2 separate regions of the Homo sapiens genome follow, and region 1 is linked to region 2. A link is a contact called in ENCODE Hi-C or POLR2A ChIA-PET data. All regions are on one chromosome and are shown on one strand. Each heading gives the region's core, a stretch centred on a gene start or an enhancer-like site at or near the end of the contact. The rest is flanking DNA. Distances are from core to core; before and after follow the strand shown.

What was found. A loop is a pair of places that touch in the nucleus more often than their neighbours do. ChIA-PET counts read pairs that join two places held with the same protein, here RNA polymerase II (POLR2A). Pooled maps may share reads with other maps.
Region 1: a loop to region 2 is called in a pooled map, with 6 times the contacts of the local background. The contact joins two enhancer-like sites. A Hi-C loop is called at or near these places in 3 of 168 maps with a recorded cell type or tissue (dorsolateral prefrontal cortex, heart left ventricle and heart right ventricle), 1 of 37 single-sample maps with no recorded cell type and 7 of 50 pooled maps. POLR2A ChIA-PET finds 5 or more read pairs at or near these places in 5 of 52 experiments (HCT116, PC-9, activated T-cell and 2 more).

What each region holds. Positions count from the first base shown.
Region 1 is chr12:32,658,408-32,662,477 of GRCh38, reverse strand. No RefSeq gene overlaps it. Among named protein-coding and RNA genes, the nearest start is that of DNM1L, 19 kb to the left of the region's middle. Within about 2 kb of position 2,414, at least 3 of the 41 ENCODE cell types and tissues checked have a DNase peak (open chromatin) inside an H3K27ac peak, as active enhancers do.
Region 2 is chr12:32,585,140-32,588,646 of GRCh38, reverse strand. All of the region lies in intron 4 of FGD4 (FYVE, RhoGEF and PH domain containing 4), which reads right to left. Among named protein-coding and RNA genes, the nearest start is that of DNM1L, 92 kb to the left of the region's middle. Within about 2 kb of position 2,091, at least 3 of the 41 ENCODE cell types and tissues checked have a DNase peak (open chromatin) inside an H3K27ac peak, as active enhancers do.

The DNA of each region.
Region 1 (4,070 bases), core at 1,165-3,664, 74 kb before region 2:
TAATCATAATAACATGTTGTGGGGATGGGGAGTGGTTACTGGAGGCTCTTTTTTTTTTTTTTTTTTTTTTCTTGAGACGGAATCTCGCTCTGTCACCCAGGCTAGAGTGCATGGTGCCATCTTGGCTCACTGCAACCTCCGCCTCCCAGGTTCAAGTGATTCTCCTGCCTCAGCCTCCTGAGTACCTGGGATTACAGGCATGTGCCACCACGCCCGGCTAAGTTTTGTATTTTTAGTAGAGACGGGGTTTCACCATGTTGGTCAGGCTGGTCTCAAACTCCTGACTTCATGATCCGCCTGCCTCAGCCTCCCAAAGTGCTGGGATTACAGGCGTGAGCCACCGCGCCTGGCCTGGAGGCTCTTAATCATGGCCCAAGGGAATGGCAAAGCTGAGGAAATACCTTAAGGAGTTGTTAGACAGCGAAGGGAGGAGGAGCAGGACGATGGCATCAGGAGCTGGTCCCTCCTGATGCTAACAGAGGAAAGGCTCCATTTGCTCAGTGCGTTGACCTGACTCAGGGCAAACTGACTCTGCACAATTGCAATTCATGTGGCAGGTGCAGCTTGCCCAGTGGCCGAGGTCACTCCTACAGCGGCCCAGGCATCAGGCCCTGGTGTTAGCTATTTATAGTTACACCTTCTACGTGGTGTCCCAGGAGCATTTCCTAGATGAGCTGGAAGATGAGGCCAAAGCTGTCTGAACCCAAGCTCTGGCAAGGGCGTCAGCACCTCAATCTGGATGGGCATTGCACATCTCTGACCTGCTGCAGCCCCTTCATATGGTGGATGACGCCCCACAACCCTGTAGAAATTGAAGCCTGCTCATAACATCACTGGCCTTCTTACCAACCTTGAGCCATGACAGAGCCCAGGAAGCCAGGAACTCACACATTTGGCCACTATCAAGGGAACATTGCCCTCCTCACACTCACTGCGTGCAGTGATTGAGCCCTTCTTGTAGTTTGTCTTCTTGTTTGAAGGATGTACAACCTAATCTTAGTTTTTCCCAAAGTTTCTGACTTTGTGATACACCCTCTTCACTTCCCAGTGGCACAACTGTTATGGGGGTAGGTGTGGCAGCTCTGAGCAGTGTTGGAGTCAAAAGTGGGAAAGATAGGGTCAAGTTAAGAATAATAAACTTGACTGGGCGCGGTGGCTCATGCCTGTAATCCCAGCACTTTGGGAGGCCGAGGCGGGCGGATCACCTGAGGTCAGGAGTTTGAGACCAGCCTGGCCAGCGTGGCAAAACCCGGTCTCTACTAAAAATACAAAAATTAGCCGGGCACGGTGGCGGGTGCCTATATTCCCAGCTACTCAGGAGGCTGAGGCTGGAGAATTGCTTGAACCTGGGAGACGGATGTTGCAGTGAGCCGAGATCGCGCCACTGCACTCCAGCCTGGGTGACAGAGTGAGACTCCGTCTCAAAAAAAAAAAAAAGAATGAACTTGACTCACCCCCGCCCCCGCCAAAAAAGATGTTAAATTACACTAGAGAAATAGAGATGGCTCTGGAAAAGTTTAGCAATCATGGTGCAAGGCCACTTAAGGACAGGGATTTTCAAACAGCAGATCACGCACCATGTTCCCAGTCCACTGGTATTGAGGCTATTTTTATCTCTCCGTGAGTTCCCAGATTTCATACTAGAGATAAGGCATCACTTTGCTCCAGGGACCTTATTACTAAAGATTCACCCACTACATACTAAGAATCTAAGGCAGTTACTCAGGGCCCAGGAAACTTTCTGGTCAGATGCCATCATCGTTCCACTTGGACCTGAGGGAAGCAGAGCACTGGACAGGGGGACAGGAGAAAAGAAGACAGGGTTGCAGAGAAAGTCACAGCTGACAATCTTGGCTGTCCTCCATCCCTGTCTGAGGAGTGGCGGGAGTGGGGGAATGGGTAGCCAGAGAAGTGGAGGCTCTGGAGCGGGGCTTCCCAACCTCGGCACCATTGACATTTTGGGCCAGATCATTGTTTGGGGGGCTGTACTGTGCCTCCTGGGATGTTTAGCAGCTTCCCTGGCCTCTACCCACAAGATGCTAGTAACACTACCTCCCCATCACCACTCCGTTTGTGACAAACAAAAATGTCTCCAGACTTTGCCACATGTCCCCAGGTGGGGAAGAAAGGGGAGGTAGGAAACCAGGTTGGGAACCACACTGCTCTGTCGTGTGAGAAGGCAAAGAACGGGAATACGACCTGGCCAGCTCCCAATTTCCTTTCTCCTTTATAAACATTTGGCTGTTTTAGAAAGCCTTTTTATGGATCTCTTAATTCCTTTCTCTTTTCCAGCCAGATAGCTATCTTTGCTTTCAGTCTAGACAGCCCACAACAGGCTGAGGCTTACCTGAGAGCCTCTCAGTGAAGCCTGTGGAGCTGGGTGGACAGCAGGAGGGTGTGCTGTCACAGGGAGCAGGCAGAGCACTGAAGTCTTGGCTGCACAGGGCTGTGGTACTGCGCCTGAGTGCAACCCTTAAGACTAATGGCCTTTCCTCAACTTTATCACAATGGTTCATAAAAATGGGGACCAGGGGCCGGGTGTGGTGGCTCACACCTGTAATCCCAGCACTTTGGGAGGCCAAGGTGGGTGGATCACCTGAGGTCAGTAGTTCGAGACCAGCCCAGCTAACATGGCGAAACCCTGTCTCTACTAAAAATACAAAAATTAGCAGGGCATGGTGGCACAGCCCTGTAGTTGCAGCTACTCGGGAGGCTGAGGCAGGAGAATTGCTTGAATCCGGGAGGCAGAGGTTGCAGTGAGCCGAGATCATGCCACTCAGCCTTGGTGACACAGCAAGACTCATCTCAATAATAAATAAATAAATAAATAAATAAATAAATAAATAAATAATTTTTAAAAATGGGGATGAGGGACAGGCAAAAAAATGGAATGAGTGAGAATCACTTGGGAGAAAATTATACACCCAAGCCCACCTGCCAGCATGCAGCCTCAGGCATATCAAATCCACAGGGCAGCAGGATGTGGGACAGATGTGTGTATTTCCGAAACACAGCTCACATGATTCTCAGATGTTGCTTCCTCCCACCCTCTCCTTCGAGTTGAATCACCTGCCAAAGGGGTTTTCTATGACATCTGCCCTTTATCACAGATGGAACTCTCAGTAACAAGTCAAAGATGTTTCTTGATGCATTATTTACAATGCTTACACTGAAAAACTGTGATGGAATATGAATGAAATTATTTCTATAAAGTTCCTAGAATAGTGGCTAGCAGATACTAAACCCTCAGGTTTTGGCTGTTACTGTGAAAACTGTTTTGGAAGGAGGGGAAGTGCTTAGGGTACAATTTAAATAAAACTAATAGGACCTCAGACTACAAACAGTGGATCTCTATTTTATTTTATTATTATTATTTTTTGAGACGGAGTCTCTCTTTGTTGCCCAGGCAGGGCAGTGGCACAATCTCCGTTCACTGCAGCCTCTGCCTCCCGGGTTCAAGTGATTCTTGTGCCTCAGCCTCTGGAGTAGCTGGGATTACAGGTGCCCACCACCATGCCTGGCTAATTTTTATATTTTTAGTAGAGACAGGGTTTCACCTTGTTGGCCAGGCTGGTCTTGAACTCCTGACCTCAGGTGATGCACCCGCCTTGGCGTCCCAAACTGCTGGGATTACAGGCGTGAGCTATGGCGCCCGGCCCGGATCTCTATTTTATTTTATTTTTTTGAGACGGAGTCTTGCTTTGTCGTCCAGTCGGGAGTACAATGGCGCGATCTCGGCTCACTGCCACCTCCGCCCCTTCAGGTTTAAGCAGTTCTCTGCCTCAGCCTCCCGAGTAGCTGGGATTACAGGCGCCCGCCACCATGCCCGGCTAATTTTTTGTATTTTTAGTAGAGACGGGGTTTCACCATCTTGGCCAGGCTGGTCTTGAACTCCTGACCTCCTGACCTGCCTTAGGCCTCCCAAAGTGCTGAGATTACAGGCGTGAGCCACCGCGCCCGGCCAGATCTCTATTTTATAAAGAGACACCTAGCCGGGCGCGGTGGCTCACGCCTGTAATCCCAGCACTTTGGGAGGCCGAGGCGGGCAGATCACGAGATCAGATCGAGAC
Region 2 (3,507 bases), core at 842-3,341:
CTCTCAGAATCATGGTCACTGTTGCCACAACAGCACCTTCTCCAAGCTCCAAGTCTTGCACCTGGAGGACTTCTTGCTGGTCTTGGCAGAGGACTGCCCAAATCGACACTTCAATCACCAAGCCTGCAAGCTACCTCCGTGCTGTGGTCCCTCAGTCCGTCCTAGATTCTCCATGACTTCTCCGTTTCTGCTAACAACAGTGAATTCACACTAATAGCCATGATGTAAACCTTAGCTTTATCAGTGAGGCCTTTTCCCTTTACTTCAGGATATCTTGAGTAATGGTCATTTGTTGTCTTAACTCTCCATCTCAACTGTAAGTTTCTTCTTTGTATTTACTGCGGTGCCTTGCCCATAGCCTATGTGCAATATACATTTGCTCAACTTTGTTCAATTACTCAAGTTCACCAAGTTATATACTAGTATACAGCTAGTTAGCTATCAAGGCCTACTAAAGGCTAGGTCTCCAAGTTAACTCCTAGTTCCATATTCTAAATGCTGACCATGCTTTTTTCCTTAAAGCTTTCCAATATGCCTGCACCCCTACCCCATTCCCCTCCATCCCTGTGGTTCCAAAACACTGTTCTCTCTTCTTTCTCCTCTTGGACAATTTATTAAACATCCTTTTCTATTGTTTGTGCTTCATGGCTCAACTCTTGGCCCATTTCCTGTTCCTACACATTCTGCTTTGGCAATGTTAATCACACCCTCATGCACCATCCTCTTAACATTCTTACCCTCTTTCCTGGGCTCTGGATCCACAGTTCCACTTGCTTAATTAATATCTCCAAATGGATGTTTTGCAGGAACCATAAACTTAGTATAAGAGTACAAAACTAACCTAATTAGCAACTCTACTTCCTTCTCTCAAACCCACACCATTACTTTCCTTCCTGTCATCTCAATGATTTCAACATGTCAGGAAGCCATGGCCTGGAGAGTTTGTTAAAGTGATGTGTCTGGCCAGGCACAGTGGCTCACACCTGTCAGCACTTTGGGAGGCTGAGGCGGGTGGATCACTTGAGCTCAGGAGTTCAAGACCAGCCTGGGCAACATGGTGAAAACCTATCTCTACAAAAAATACAAAAATTAGCCAGGCGTGATGGTGCATGCCTGTAGTCCCAGGTACTCAGGAGGCTGAGGCAGGAGAATTGCTTGAACCTAGGACGTGGAGGTTGTAGTGAGCCGAGATAGCGTCACCGCACTCCAGCCTGGCAGCCTGGGCAACAGACCGAGACCCTGTCTCAAAATAAATAAATAAATAAATAAATACAGAATAAAAAATAAGCAATAGCCATTAAAATTTTTTAATTACAAAAAAAGTGATGTGTCAGTGGTCACCTAGCTAGTAAGTGACGGGGCTGGGATTTGAACTCAGGTATTTTCATTCCAAAGCCTTCATGCCTAAACCAATAAATCGTAATGCTTCCAGAATTTTTTTTTTTTTTTTTTTTTTTTTGAGAGAGTCTCACCCTGTCATCCAGGCTGGAGTGCAATGGTGCGACCTAGGCTCACTGCAACCTCCACATCCAGAATTCAAGCAATTCGCCTGCCTCAGCCTGCTAGTAGCTGGGACTACAGGTGCTTGCTACTGCGCCCAGCTAATTTTTGTATTTTTAGTAGAGATGGGGTTTCACCATACTGGCCAGGCTGGTCTCGAACTCCTGACCTCAGGTGATCCCCCTACCTTGGCCTCCCAAAGTGCTGGGATTACAGGGGTGAGCCACTGCACCCAGCCCAGAATATTCTATTTTTGTAAGACATCTACACCTGGACTTCCAAGAAGCCCCTCAATTCAGTATTGCAAAATGTAATTTATTTTTTGCCCACAAAATAGGTTCTGCCTTCCATTCTCTTGTAGTTCATGTGCCATCTGCCAATTCATCCAGCCTAGGAGTTGAACCTGACTTAACCCCCACATCTAGCCACAAGGTCCTCAGAATCTTCCTTGTCTCTCACCCTCTGCTTCATCCAGGCCCCCTTCATCTCACACCTGGACTAGTACAGTTGCTTCCTAACCACGTGCCCTGCTCCATCTGTTTTCCCTTTCATCTGACTCATTTTTCAAAAACCCACACATGTGTCATCATGTCACTTCCATGCTTTAATTGTTTCTGAGGCCAGATAATATTAGGCTTATGGAAAGTTTGAATTCATATGGGGGAAATACCTATGTATAACCCAACAAAACAGGATACAGAGTGACCATACATTATGCGATCAAGTATGTTTTTTCAAACAGCTCAGAAAAACAAGCTAGAATATCAAATATCTAAGCAATTCTCACTGGTAGAATTATGGGTGTGGTTTTTGTGTGTATTTTCTGTGCTTTGCCAATTTTCTTCTTTTTCAATGAAAATTGTAAACTTTTAGCAACTTAAAAGGTTTTAAAAACCTTTTAAGATTTTTAAACTTTTTAAACTTCCAAACTTTTAAAAGTCTCTAATGTTTTCAGGAAAAAAATATGTATATTCTTAACAGGCATTCAAAAGCCCATTGCAGTCTGTTCTTAGCTTACTCTTCTAAATCTAGCCTTGTACCTCTGTATTAATTTCTCTAGCCATTCTGACCTCTGATTATGCAGTCAGAAATATTCCTCCAAATGCAGCATCTACAATCTTGCCTCTACTCATTGCTCACACTTTCACTCACCCCCATCCCAGCGTATCTTTGATCTCACCCAGCAATCTCCCATCCTTGCTTCAAGGCTACTTCAACTGCTTCTCAGCAGCCTGGCCCTCAACTAGTACTCCTGGGGCACAACTGCTCCTTCATCTGCATTTCCCTTTTTTTTTTTTTTTTTTTTTTTTTTGAGACAAGGTCTCAGCTCTGTGGCCCAGGTGAGAGTGAAGTAGCAGGATCATAGCTCACTGCTGCCTCGACCTTCTGGGTTCAAGCAATCCTCCCACCTAAGCCTCCCGAGTAGCTGGGACTACAGGCAAGTGCCACCGCACCCAGCGAACTTTTAAATTTTTTGTAGAGATGGGGTTTTGCCCGTTGCCCAGGTTGGTCTCAAACTCCTGGACTCGAGAGATCCTCTGCCGTAGCCTCCCAAAGTGCTGGGATAGCAAGTGTGAGCCACTGCACCTGGCCCAGTCATCTGTATTTCCAAAGCACTTACTGTATCATATTATGTCAATTTGTGTATGTCTCTCACCCCTCAGCAGACTGAGGCTTTGTTGATAGGGCTTGTCTAGTCCATTTCTATGTTGCTGGTGCCCAGGAGAGTGAGACTGGCACACTGAATTTTTTAATTGAACAGTTCAATTTTTTTCACATTTTTCTTTCTTATATTATGAACCTAGTAAACTGAGTAGCCACAAAAAAGAATTTTCTGAGTTCACCGTTCAGTTCTAAGTGAATAAAGAAAAGTTGCCTTTAAGATATACATATATATATATATATATATATATATATATATATAAAATTTTTGAGACAGGGTCTCACTCTGTCACCTAGCCTGGAGCGCTGTGGTGGGATCTCAGCTCACTGCAACCTCTGCCTCCC